Linked DNA regions of Homo sapiens: all the other regions are linked to region 2. Evidence: read pairs that join two places in POLR2A ChIA-PET (ENCODE). Cell type or tissue: GM12878. All regions are shown on one strand. Each heading gives the region's core, and the rest is flanking DNA. Links, peaks and the distances in the headings are about the cores only.

Region 1 (4,000 bases), core at 1-4,000, 55 kb before region 2:
CCCAGTGCTTCAGCTGCAATATAGTTTTGTAAAACACTTTGTTCTTCCAAACCTTTGTGATTCCAAATAATCCTGTTCCTGTTGCCTAAAATGCAAAGCCCAAGCTCTTTTCTTCTTCATCTTAAGGCATTCCCAAGTCCTAGAAATAAAAATCGTTTTATTCCACTTCCCAGGCTACTGTATGCATGTGTTCATGAATATGCATTGGGAATGTCTGTTTATAAGGCTTTACTCTCAATTGAACTTGCGCTCTCTAAGGCAAGGATCTTGACTTGTTTATCACAGTGCCAATTAAATACCTGGCATTCAGTAAATGTTATTAAATAAATGAACAAAGGGGAAGACTCCATTCTTTGAGACTCCTTGTGTGTTGTGGTTCTACCTTTGCTGGTGAGAGTCGTTTCTACTTGTGTCCCATCTTCCTGCCTAGGTTATAACATCTTTTCTAGATGGGCAATGGACCCTTATGTATTCCTTACGTTGCATCAGCTTAGAACTGTAATACAGTACAACTACAGCACTTCCTACCTTCTACTGTGGTTAGTTGTGCATGTGACTAGCCCACCTACTAGACTGCATTTTTTTCAAGGCAGGAGCTGCCTTGTTAATTTGCTTCCCATTCTTCAACATATATTAGTGACATAGCAGAAGAAGCACTGGATTGGTATTGGTAGGAGTCTTGGGGCCCAGTATTCCAAACACATGCTTTATTGTAAAGAGGCTTTTTCCTTGAGTCTGGTAACTGTACCCAAAATTGTACCCAAAATTATTTAAAGCCTGTAGGACCCATGTTATAACAAAGTGATACAACTTTTTTTTGTAGCCTATTGGTTTGAATTTAAGAGCAAATGCTGTACTTGGATTGTAAGAGCATGACTGATTTTCAGTGATGTAGTTTGAGATCGTTGGAGGGAAACTTGTTCTGGTGAGGCCCAGCCCGTGTGTATCTGGCTGTTCCCCATAGGAATTGCAACTCAGCCCAAGTTCATGCTATGAAAGGTTGCCTTTTGAATATCAGTTTCATGAAGAGGCTTTCCCTAATTGCCCTCTGTACAGGATTTGCTTTTCTTGAGTGGCATTACTCTATCCTCAGCTCCTCTAACTATGCCAGGTACATGATAGGAGGCCCCAAAATGTTTGTTTCCTTATCCAGAGCAGCCTGCGGTAACAGGGAACTACTCTGCTCTGCTCTTAAACCTGCTGAAACTCTCTGATAGAACTGAGACCGTTCCCCTCCAGGAGAAGTTCCCAGAGCCATTCAGAGACAGACAGACTGGGTGACAGCTCTTACCACCCCTCCTTACCCCCTGGCCTACCTGCAACTGCACCTGCCTAGGGTAGTGGGAACAGTGACCCTGATTCTACCTCAAACCACAGACCCTCTTGTTCCTACCTGCCATTAGGTCTCACAGAGGCTGCAGGTGGCAATATAGCTTACTTTTGTTCATTTGTATTTGAAATGCCTTTTTCTCTTTGGAAGAACTCTTTAAGAAAAAAAAAAGGTATCTTCTTTTATTTCCTCCTTCAGGACTAGGGAATTTGTCTCTAGTAGATAGAAGGGAATTCTCTAAACAGATTGAAATATAGTGGAGCATGGAGACTTGCCTTCTCTCCTTAACTCTAACTTCACCAGCTGTGTTCATGGACAACTGACCTTGGTACCCTGAATCTTAGTGTCCTCAGCTGAGCAATGGGGATATGCATGCCTTTTCTGCTAAACTCACAGTGAGTTAACCTGTGTCTTGCTGGAAAGAATCAGGGTTCTAATAATCAACCTTTACATATAATGTCTTGCAGAAAGCATCAGCCGCCACGTACCTTGGGTGCAACCCAGTTCTCACTTCCTGCAGCTGCTGTCACAGATGGTGATGACCAATGAGAAGACTGATGATCCATAGGCTCTGTTACATTGCAGTAATGTTGAGTGTACAGCGTGGAGAGATTTTACATATGCATGCACTCATATAACCACCATATCAACATATAGAATAGCTCCAGCACCCAAGCAATTTCACTCATGTCCCTCTCAGTTTGTACTTCCAGAGACATCCACAATTCTGACCATCAATTTGTTTTGCCTGTTCTTGGGCCTCATATATAGGAATAACATAGTATGTTCTTTTTGCCTCTAGCTTCTTTCAGTCTGTGGAAATGGATAAACTCGATGGGATTCATTCTATGTTGAACCTGGATTGCAGTTCCTTCTTATCTGTTGACTTGAATGAGTCTTTAGAGGGAGCCAGACACTGTCCTACATGCTGTACATGTATTATCTCACTTAATTCTTAACACTAAGGTAGGGACTTTTCCTTTCATAAATAAGGCTCAGAGAAGTTAAGTAATTTGCCTCAAGTCACAGAGCTATTAAATGTTGAAGACAGAATTCTTGTTCAGTTTGGGTTCCAGAGCTTGAGCTCACTAGCAAGGGCAAGAGCTTGACATGCTTTCAGAATTAGACGAAATCAGATTTGTCTCCAGTTCTATTTTGAAGGTCATGTGATTATTGTGTGGTTATTCACAAAGGGGTCTCTATGGGAACTCGCCTTTCATTTGAATATTCTATCAGAATATTTCCTCTCCCCTGCTTAATCATTAGGGTTTCTCACCCGTGCGTGCTTGTGTGCATGTGTATGTGTGTAGATTCGACTCTCCTTGCCTTGCCTGTGCCTGCATTTGCTTTGGGATCCAGACCTGCATCTTTCTGGCTCTGCAGGAGGCTGCTTTCTCCAGGCCTTGCCTGAAAGATTAAGCTGCTTAACGATGTCTTCCTCCTCCTTCCGGGGTATGATCTTTGATGAAGGAATCAGACAGACCTCTGTCTGACTGTGTGGCTACTTTCCCATTCTCAGCTTGTGGGGGTTTCTAAGGAAACGCGAGCTGCAGTAGATTTTTCTCTCCAGTGTGTGTAGTCTGACTTGCTGTACTCCCACCTTCGAGTCTCACCTTCTTCCCCTGGTGATGGATGACCCCTTGTCTGGGGTGTGAGATTGGAGATAGAGCAGCCTTTGGTAGAGGGTGGGGGACCATCCTGGATGTGGACCGAGAGTTTTAGCTTTGAACAAGCCAGGACTGATACCTAGGCTCACAGGGGTTTTCCCAAAAACTCACCCCAACTTTTCTCTTTTGTAAAATCATCCTTTGAATTTATCTCTGCTCTGTATAGCTTTCCTTCTAAACACAGTATTCATGCCTTTCCCCCCTGGGCTCTGAACTAATCCATTACATTTGGATAAGACATAGACAATGGGTAAATGCCCCCTTGCAGGCTGGAGAATTAAATAGATAATCTGAGCTCTGTTTGGGTCTGTGGCTCAGTGCATAAGGTAATTTGTAAGAGGCTTTGGTCTTCCTTTCTCCATGCAAATGAAGAGAATAAGTAAAGGAAAAAAGGGAAGGTGGGTGAACCTTTTTGAATACTGGCATTAGAGTCACTAGGACAGGCAGAATATAGCTTTTCATTTAACCCCTTGTGGGCTGTTTTCCCTAAGTAACTTTCCTTAATCAGGAAAGATCAGCATTTGCAGTAATTGTGCAATTGATTCCTACCCAGTGCATTAAGTCCCATGTACTATAAATTTGTTCCTTGTTCATCACTGTGTTCCCAGTGCCCATAAGTGTTAGCTCATAATAGGCATTTAATAAATATTCTCAAATGTTTGTAGAGTTGTTCATTAGCAGTATAAAAATTATTTGGGTAGAGAATAGTTGCAATGAAGTAGAAGGATCATGGACTAAAAAGATGATACAGATCATCTCCCCTGGTGATTTCTAAGGCCCTGTCAGATTTGGTTCTGGATTCCAGCAACTCAGTGTTTACCTGGTCCAGATAATTAAGCTCTGAATCGATCACTGCCCTCCACCACAAGTCATTCTCTATGCCTAGAACACCCTCATTTTCAAGCTGTCTCCTTTTCTACAAAGCACTTAAACAAGGCATCGTGGTGCCTGTTCCCATGCCTCTTGGGACCAGCCACCCAAATCCAGTGACTGGAACTCAGTA
Region 2 (5,991 bases), core at 801-4,800:
TGGCACCCTGACTGCTAGGTTAGATTACTTTTTTTAGATTTTTTTTTTTTTTTTGGAGATGGAGTCTTGCTGTCACCCAGGTTGGAGTGCAGTGGCACGATCTCTGCTCACTGCAAACTCCGCCTCCTGGATTCAAGCGATTCTCCTGCTTCAGCCTCCCGAGTAGCGGGGATTACAGGTGCCCACCACCACGCCCAGCTACTTTTTTTTTTTTTTTTTTGTATTTTTAGTAGAGGGGGGTTTCATCATGTTAGCCAAGCTGATCTCAAACTCCTGAACTTGTGATCCACCTACCTCAGCCTCCCAAAGTGCTGGGATAACAGACGTGAGCCACTGCACCCGGCCCTTTTTATAGACTTTTACTGCATCCCATATCTCTATGTCCTAGCACTTATCACACTATATTGAAATTATCTGGCTATTTTTCTGGGTTTTTTTTTACTAGCTATTAAGCTCCAGGAGGCTGGGACTATGTTATTAACACCCTTTAATCTTCAGGGCCCAGCATAATGCCCAGCACATAGTAGATGTAGATGCTCAATAAATGCTTTAGAAGGAGGGAAAGAAAGAAAAAATAAAGGAAACAAGGAAGGAAGGAAGGAAAGGAGGAGGAAGGAAGGAGGGAGAGAGGAAGGGAAGGAGAAAGGGAAGGAGGAAGGAGGGAGGGAGGGAGGGAGGGATGAAGGAGGGAGGGAGGGAAGGCAATTTATTTCAGCTGGGCCCTAAACAGTGATGGAAGGCACAGAATATAGATTCAGCTCTATAGAGAAAAGAATTCATAAGACTTAGGTGGAGTCATGGTCTCAGTAAGATGGCTTAGTTCAAGGCTGGCCTCTCTCCTGGAAGACATCTACAACGTATGAGAAGGAGCACGGGATCCAAGTCATAAAGCCACAATTTCAGTGTTGCAACCCTATCGCTGAAAGCTCCCTGGGGTTGGCAAGTCACTTCATTTTCTGGGTCTTCAGTGTCTGATTTTAAAAATGGAGCTAATCATATCTACTCCAAATACTTTTATTGGGATTAAATAGGAAACCACTGGACAGGCACAAAGGCTCATGCCTGTATTTCCAACACTTTGGAAGGCTGAGGTAGGAGGATCCCTTGAGCCCAAGAGTTCAAGACCAGCCTGGGCAACATAATGAGACCCTGTCTCTACCAAAAACTTTTTTAAAAATTAGCTGGGTGTGGTGGTGTGTGTGCATGTAGTCCTAGATACTTCAGAGGCTGAGGCAGGAGGATTACCCGAATCCAGGAACTTGAGTCTGCAGTGAGCCATGATCCTACCACTGCACTCCAGCCTGGGCAACAGAGCGAGACTCAGTTTCTATGAAAGAGAGAGAGAAAGAGGAAGAAAGGAAAGAAAGAAAGAAAGAAAAGAAAGAAAGAGAAAGAAAAGAAGGAAGAAAGAAAAGGAAGGAAGGAAGGAAGGAAGGAAGGAAAACAAAAAACAAAAAACCAAAACAACAACACTATATTTTAAAATGTGTTGGAAAATTCTTTGCAAAGATATGTTCTTTGCCAGAACATAAGCTCCTTGAGGGATTTAACGTGAGCCATTTCTGTATTCCCAGTGCCAGGCCCATCATAAATGCTAAATGAAGTTTTGTTGAATAAATGAATGAATAAATAAGAGGATGACTGAATGGAGAGGAAAAGTGCTGGTTACGTGAACTAAGCAAATGGCAGAGAGGCTCAGAATTGCCTTTTTGGAGTGAGTTGCTTATACATGTTTCTCTTTCCTGCTGCATGGATAGTTTCTTGAAGTGGGGGGACTTTTTCTTACTTTCCTCATTATTCCTAAGTGCCTTGCACAGCCTTAGTCAGCATTTGATGAAACACTTAGGAATTTGAAGTGAATTTGTGCAACATTTTATAGTTTCCCAGTGGGTTGAAGCAGGTATGTATCATCATCGACATTTCATAAATGAGGAACCTGAAGTACAGAGATGTTTTGATGAACTCCTCATGTTTGCATCGATAGTAGGGGGCCAATTCAAGACTAGAACCCAAGTCTTCTCATTCTTAATCCAGTGCTTTTTCCCACCAGCCTCTTTGTTTGCTGGCGTCTCTCGTCAGCAGTATTTCTGATATGAAATGATGCATGCGGGCACCCAGCACATGGGGGCCCTAAAGCAATGGCAGCCCTTGTATTTATGGGCAATAAAGAGCTCCAGCAAGGAAGGTCCTTCTAATGGGTGCCGATGAGTGTTTACAGATGGGGTCTTGCTTTTAACTGAACAAGACCTAATTTTAAAATGCATTCAATTATTCTTAAGCCCAGAAGGCATTTAGAAATGACTGTTGCTAACCACCAAAACGAGGAACTGTTCTGTGACCTTTAGACTCTGCCTTCTTCAGCAGCCATCTTTTGCAGGGCTTGATCTCACATGGGAGTGCCAAAGCACAAAATTTATGGAGTCCTCAGAGTTTTTGTGGTCGCAAATCACAAGACTTTATCAAACAGAAAGGGAAGTTTGCCTTAGAGGGTGAGAACATACTTTTCAGACATAGCGATGGGAATACAAACAGGCCAATTCAATTTCTTTTGGGGTCATGGTTTGTAGCTTTATTGAATGTGCGACATTCCCTTTTTGAAAGTCCATAGGATGTTTTCACTTCAGAGAATAATTTCCACATCCCATTCGACACCAAGAAATGGGTAATTATTATATCACTTGGTGATTATTTATCACAGTTTGAATGAAAATAAATTGCTTCAAAGTGAAATCACATTACATGGTTACCTGTCTGCCCTATTAATTTTTCATTTAATTTTCTTTATTTTAATGTGCATACAAATGTTTGTGAGCTATCTCATCTGTCTCCCTCATAATTCCCTCCAATGGATTTAAATATGTTAAGAGAAATTAAATAAATAGGTTAAAGGAAGGCTCGGGATTTGGGAAATGGGGGTTTAGCTGAGAGTGGTAATTTGTTTCTGAACCGGCTGTCTCACTTCCTGTGGAACAGAAGCACACTGGAAAATTTAAAAAAATTGGGGAAAACACATGTATATTCCTACCATAGACCAGCTAGTTAGGGTACAAGTGTTGATTACTATATTTTCTGGATCCAGCAGTATCCACAGTGCCCACACTGGCAGTTTTCACCAGTGATTTCATTTCCACTAATAAAATCCACAGAACAGCACCGCTTTTCTCTCACCCTAAGAGTATGAAATCAGTCTTCCCTGAGCCTCCCCATTTCCACCTTAATCCTCCAAAGTCTGAAAATCTAGTTGAAAGGACTTGTCCAATTCAGTTTGATAAATACTAATTGAGGGTCCACTGTGTGCTAGAGGTTGGGATTTGGAAGTCCTTTCCCTCGGGGCTTCACCACCCGGTGGGGAGGCTTCTCTGGTGCATTTCCCTCTCTGTGCCTGGCACACTGCTATATGTATGTGATGAAACAGGGACAGGTTTCTTAGCAGCTGTTGGAGAATCCTTCTTAGAAATAGGTCCTCTTTATTGGGAATATCTTCTAGAAAAAGACTTCTTGGAGCAGAAGCTGATTCTTCAAAGGATCTGAAGGTGGGAACTGCTGACCTGGGATGTGAGGAGGGGTTTGTTGTTGCCCTTGAGTGGGAGGAAAAGTGAAAGGGTGAAGGAGTCAAGACATGACCTCCACGAAGAAAATGTACAAGCAAGTTACTAGGACTCAATTTGACAAGGAATGGAGTCATTGGAGGAATGGACAAAAAGACTGGCCCAAGGAAGAACAGAGACAGGGTGGAAGTTTGGGAGCATGAGGCAGGGCCCAAACTTGAGCAATGCAAGTAAGGCACTAATCTCCAGGGCAAAACTTAAGGGGATACTAACACCCAGTCATCAAGGTAAGTTAATACTCAATGCAATATTGTAAAAAATCAAAATTAAAGTCAGCAGTGTCAGAATGAACGCATTATCAAAAATGGAAATGGTGACAAGATCAGTAACAGTGCAGTATGGAGCCATACTGGAGCCTGAGGCAAAGAAAATCAGTCAGTCATACTGGTTCCTGTCTTTATTTAAATATTTAAACATTTAAATTTTGTTTTCAGTAGACTTCATTGAACCACAACCATGCCCATTCATTTTATTAATATGGGTATGGGTAGCCTTCGTGCTACGAAGACAAAGGTTGAGTAGTTGCAACAGAGTATATGGCCCACAAAACCTAGACTGTTTACACCCAGGCCCTTTACGGAGAAAGTTTTCCACCCTGTGTACTAGATAATCACTGGGATCCTCTCTGGTTCTGATACTTGCAAATTGTGTTTTCAGTTTTTTTATAGTAAGTTACTTTTGATGCAAGATGGGCTGTAGCCTTTGATGGTATTTTATTTTATGCTTTGTAAACATTTCATTTTGTATTAAAGTACATAAACTTTAATAGAGGTGCATTACCACGTATCGGGTGCCGCAGGAAGTCTTGGATGATAGCTTGGTACATGCATCCCTGTCTCTCCTCTCCCCTCCTGAACTGTGAGCTGGCATATAGTAGGCAGGGGTCCAGAATGGTGGACACCCCATAAGATCCAAACAGTTCTATCCAGTGAAGTACCCACCCTCAAATGGCAGTAGAGCCTCTTGGAAAAACACAGACAGACCCTCTGTTCCTGAAGGTAAGCCCTGTCCCTTGCCTTTATCTACTGCCAATTTTTGCATTTTCCTGAGGTTACTGTAAAATTCTACTCTGCATAATGTTGTCCCACTTTATTGGAAATGCTAGCTTCAGACAATGTGAAAATGATTGGTCGAGAGGCTTTGAATGATACTTACCAAGCTTTTCAGTACATTTTTTATCACATAGCATATATTCTAATTCATTAAATTCATTAAAAGAAAAAGGTGGGTGAGAATATGGGCAGCTTCCTATTCCCATTGTTATTTACAAAGCAGGTTTTTATTGTTCCAGTAAGAAAAAAATATTTTGGCAAGATGACATCTCTACTTTCTCTGGAAAAGTCCTCTTAAGGAATGCTATCATCTAAGATCTTGATATAAAAATAGCATTTGACCATCTCTGGATTAGAAAATATGGATTCAGGAGAAACCACCTCATCAGAGTTGGTTCCAGGACCATGGGGTAAGCAACAGGTTGGTTCTTGGTGTCTCCATTCCAGCAACCAGTTTCACTCTGAAGCTGCTTCCCCTCTAGAGAACTAAGTGCTCTCCGGGGTACAGCTTGATCACACTCTCTTTCTCCCACTTTATCTTCTCATTTCCCTCCTTTCCTCTCCCCATCAGACTACCTTTTCCTAGGTCCTATTCAACAGGACAGGAATGCATACTGTGCACCCATTGAGGGAGGCGGGACAGAGTTGTGGGTCAAAAGCGAGGGCCTTGGAGCCCAATAACTAGGTTTGATTCCAGGCTCCAAACCTGACTATCGGTGTAGCCTTGGAGAAGTGACTTAACCTTTCTGTGCCCCAATATTCTCATCTCTGAATTGGGCATTGAATAAGTTAATACATGAAAAGCACTCAGAAGAGCATGTGTCAAATGGTAAGCACCGAGTTAATACCTGCTACTGCTGTGTAGAAGGGCCTGTGGCAAGCATGATGGGGAGGTGTGTGTAGATGTCACAGCTGGAATGAACCTCAGGAATCTGATGGCCCAGGACCTGCAAACCTGGATCCTGGAGGAACCAACTCTCAGTCACTGTGGTGTGGAGAGGGAGGACTGCTGGTGGGACCTTAGGCCTTCAACTCCCCTTTCAGATGTGCTTTGTGTTTACTCTTCTGTTTGGGATCTGTTAGGGAGAAATGCTTTTACAGTTTAAACCAAAGTTTAGTTAATTGACCTATCTATATCCACTATATTTACAGATAAAGAAAGTTGCATAGAAGAAAAGTGACTGGCCCTAAGTCATATGTCAAATTAGTGATAGATTGGAATTAGAAATCAATCAATTAAAAATATTTGTTAATGCTTAATATGTGCCAGGCACTCTCTTGGGCCATAAGTTCAAAGCATTGTTTAGGGACCTCCATGGTTTCTTACATCA
Region 3 (4,000 bases), core at 1-4,000, 60 kb before region 2:
CATACCTATATTCCTAGCACTTTTAGGAGGCCAAGGTGCGTGGATTTCTTGAGGCCAGAAGTTCGAGACCAGCCTGGTCAACATGGTGAAACCCCATCTCTACTAAAAGCACAAAAATTAGCCAGCCCATGGTGGTGCACAACTGTAATTCCAGCTACTCTCGAGGCTGAGGCATGAGAATCACTTGAACCTGGGGGGCGGAGGTTGCAGTGATGATGTCACTACACTCCAGCCTGGGTGACAGAGCAAGACCCTGTCTCAAATTAAAAAAAAAAAAAAACGAACAAACAAAAACAACAACAAAAAATGTTAAACATGAGTTTACCATATAACCCAGCAACTCTACTCACAGATATCATGAAAACATGATTTGCCTATATGAAAACATATAGGAAAACATGTGTCCCTGAAAGACTTGTTTGGGAATGCACGTGGCAGCATTATTGATAGTATCCAAGGAAGTGGAAACACTTCAAATGTTCACGTAGTGGTGAAAGGATATACAAATATAGTATACCCAGGCAGTGGAATAAAATGTAATGAAATACTAATAATACTGAAATGTTGATGAACCTCAAAAATATTATGCTAAATAAGTAAGCCAGATGCAAAACATCACATACAATTCTATTTGTAACAAATATCTGGGAAAACAAGTCTATAGAGACAGAAGGTAGATTAGTGGTTGCCTGGAGCTTAGCGTGGGAACAGGGATTGACTACAAACAGACACAGGCATCTTTTTGGGGTGGCGATAATGTTCTAAAACTAGATTGCAGTGATAGTTGCACGGTTATGTAAATTTACTGAAAATCTTGGAATTGTACACTTAAAACCAGTAAATTTTACAGTGTGTAGATTATATCTCAATAGAGCTTTAAAAATACAAAATCATATCTAGCTTGATGTATAGTCATTGATTAATAAATGTGACTTCTTCTCTTCCTCTTTAAGTACAGAGAGGCAAAATTGCATAGCAATTAAGAATCCAGGCCCTGAAGCTGAACCCTGGTCTTTCCACTTACTTACTAACCATGTGTCCTTAAAAACATTACTTAGTCTCTCTAAGGCTCAGGCTCTTCATGGTGAACTGAAAACAACAACAGCTATCTCATGGAGTTTTACAAAGAATTAAATGAGGCCACACACATAAGATGTGTAGCATACAGTAAGCCCACAATCAATGACAGCAACATAGTCTTCCAGATCCAGGACCTCCTGTCTGCCCATTTCTTATCTTTACAACAGTGGTTAAAACAGAGTTCTCTTTCCTCTTATTCTTCACTGATCCCCAAAACCTCTGCCCACTCTGGGATTTTCTCTACAAAATTTTAGTTGGTTTATAGGTCTATCCTGTGGTCTAGGCTTGGAATACTGCTTAGCATTATCTGAACATGAGTTGCTAGCCACTTATATGAGAGTGTCACTTGGAGGTAGATAAGCAACTTTAATAACACTCAACATGGTAACATGCATGCTCTGTTGTATCTACTTACATATGGGAAGCTCGCCGCCCTTTTGCAGATGTTATCAAGTGGCTTCTAAGGCATTCCTGTCAGGTAGAGGGAGCGAGGACCGAGAAGAGAGCCTCCTTTTGCAGACTGATAAAAGGATGTACAGAGAATCGGGGAGGTTTGCAGGAATTATATGGCAAACAGATGGAGAGAGGTGACTAATGGGAAGGAGGTCCTTGAGGGTTCCTCACACAGTGGGGTCACACTCTCACATCCCTCCGGGCCAGGCACTTGGTGAGTAATCTTGATGTAGAAAACCAGAGCAGGTTCAGTCTGCCTTTCACTTCCCCTCAGTGGAGAGAGTTCTGGGACACATCTGTCTGTCTTTACTTCAAGAAAAAGCAACAGTGTGAATGTGGCGATTAATGTGGTCCTATGGGCATTAGGCAGTGGTCAGGACCTTGGTGAGCTAGGGGGTCCGGGCCCCTTTCAAAAGGAGCATTTGTTAATCAGTCTCATTTTGTTTCCATGTGGAAATGGGGCCTAGAGTGGCCAGAACTATGCTTCCTTTAAAAGTTAGAAAATCAAGTTTTTGTGTGACATTTCCTAATTTTAAAATATTGCTAACATTTTTTTAAATGTTAGCCAAATGAAATACATCTACCAAATAGATATAACCCCAGACCTAACCCCTATTCTAAAGTAATCTTCTGTATTCATTATATATGTTAAGCAGATGCTGAAAGGAGCTCATGAGGATATAGTGGAGGGGATTCTTGCATTTAATAAAGGGTGGGATAGCTTATTATTGAGGACTCTTCCTTTTTGTTTTATTCTATTGTGTTAGAGAACTGGAGGTAGTGTCCAGGCCTAAGGCTGCAGCCACATCCTGGTTGTCCCAACACTCATCTCACTGGTAGCATTTCGTAATGTGTTATCATGTGTGCATGAGAATCACATCAATTTTTCCTTCATTGGCATGCTACATTTTAATAATTGTTCAGATTTCATTTTTTAAAAAAGGATGCTATTATAAGCTATAAAACTCAGAAGGGCTTTGAAAAATCAGAGCCGACTGGAAAAGCCTTTGCATTAAATGCCTGTTCTGAGTGGATGTGCTCATCTATACTTCAGATCAGAGAGATGTTTTTGAAGAAATACCATCAGCTATTTTGATATGTTCTTTGCTGACACATACTCACCACTGATTTCAGTATCTCCCAAGCCAACTTTGCAAAATAGAGAACTTAAGTGGAAATAAAGTTATCTGTATCCACTATTGCTTGGAGATGTGATGTAAAGCCTTAAAAGTGAATATGAGATTTGGAATTTAGAAAAGGAGCTCTTCTGACCTTTGATCACTCATCTTTTTTTTTTTTTTTTTTTTTAAGCTGAGCTCTCTTGAGTTGTTTAGTAGCTTTCATGGGCTAAATCTGTGAAATTCATTACCCTCCCCACACAGTGCATGGCTGATGATGTCTCCACTTAGTTTTGCTTTTTTCACTCATGTTTTTATTTTTAAGCCTAAGGGTTGCCACGTGTTTGCATAGCTCAGCAGTCAGAGTGGACAGAGGTTGTGTTCAAATACTTCAAGCTAGTAAGACTTTCTTGGAACTATGTGTGGGTAGAAAAGCATATTAAAAGTTTGGGTATTTTTCAAAGCTGTTCTGGCTTTGAATTTACACTGTGCTTTTTCTTGTGAGCTATGTGCATGTTCTCAGCCTCAAGATCAGCCAGGAGTGTGTGAACAGCTTATGCCAGATGAGCAGCCTCAGGCAGGAATACGTCTCTGTCAGACCAGTGGAGTTATTGACCCTCACTGCTGGCTGCCTTGGGTCATCACTTCTGCTGAAAATACACTTGAGCATGGGCATCTCCCACCTTTTTGAGCCTGGTGAGTCCACATTTACCTGGCAGAAAAGTTGTGGTCTTTAGGCTCATCCTGCCCTCTTCGAGCTTCCATATGGATTGGGAAGGAGTTCAGTCCCAGGCAAGCAGGCACCAGATTCCCCCTGTTCTGACCCAAAGTTCAGCAGATTTTCAAACATAAATGTTTCTCAGGTCGTTATATGCTGTTGTTCAACTTCCAACTCTGGGATGGTTGATTTTGCTAATTTTGTCCAGCTTTATAGATGTTGTGGAGAGAGAGGATTTGTCTATCTCTTCACTTGGCTATTCCTGGAACTTGTAATAGGTTTTGCTTTGCTTCACGCACTCCTGGCTACTGAGTCTTTCTCTCAAATGTCATTCCCATATCTACCGTCATGTCATTGCTTGCTCTGAGAACCGGACCTGCAATGTTTGTGCCAGTTACTAAGTTATTGGCACTTAGTTACAACGCTATCCTTTTGTTCTTAACTTCGTGATGAAATTTTTATCTTTGTCCACTGGCTCCCTCTTAGGCTCTGCCAGTAGAGGGTGCTAGAGGGAGACTCCATGACTGGATAGGGCCAGGCAGGACTTGCTCCTGGTTTGCTTCCCGGTTTTCGCAGGGCTAACTTAGAATAGGTTTCTCCACTTTGGCATTTTGGACTGAGTCATTCTTTC

Evidence for each region. Peaks named below come from ENCODE experiments on the same cell type or tissue, not always from the same donor. Only the 100,000 strongest peaks of a DNase experiment are listed, where the experiment ranks them.
Region 1: POLR2A ChIA-PET joins it to region 2 with 9 read pairs; 3 of 35 experiments call an interaction of 5 or more read pairs at or near these places.
Region 3: POLR2A ChIA-PET joins it to region 2 with 5 read pairs; 2 of 35 experiments call an interaction of 5 or more read pairs at or near these places.

The regions. Positions count from the first base shown.
Region 1 is chr1:58,157,498-58,161,497 of GRCh38, reverse strand. It overlaps a transcript of DAB1 not described here. Among named protein-coding and RNA genes, the nearest start is that of DAB1-AS1, 300 kb to the right of the region's middle. In GM12878, for the core only: a CTCF peak has its summit at 2,235; no DNase peak of the experiment used is centred there.
Region 2 is chr1:58,101,533-58,107,523 of GRCh38, reverse strand. It overlaps a transcript of DAB1 not described here. Among named protein-coding and RNA genes, the nearest start is that of DAB1-AS1, 240 kb to the right of the region's middle. In GM12878, for the core only: no CTCF peak of the experiment used is centred there; a DNase peak (open chromatin) is centred at 2,343.
Region 3 is chr1:58,163,031-58,167,030 of GRCh38, reverse strand. It overlaps a transcript of DAB1 not described here. Among named protein-coding and RNA genes, the nearest start is that of DAB1-AS1, 300 kb to the right of the region's middle. In GM12878, for the core only: a CTCF peak has its summit at 3,869 (motif pointing right); a DNase peak (open chromatin) is centred at 1,778.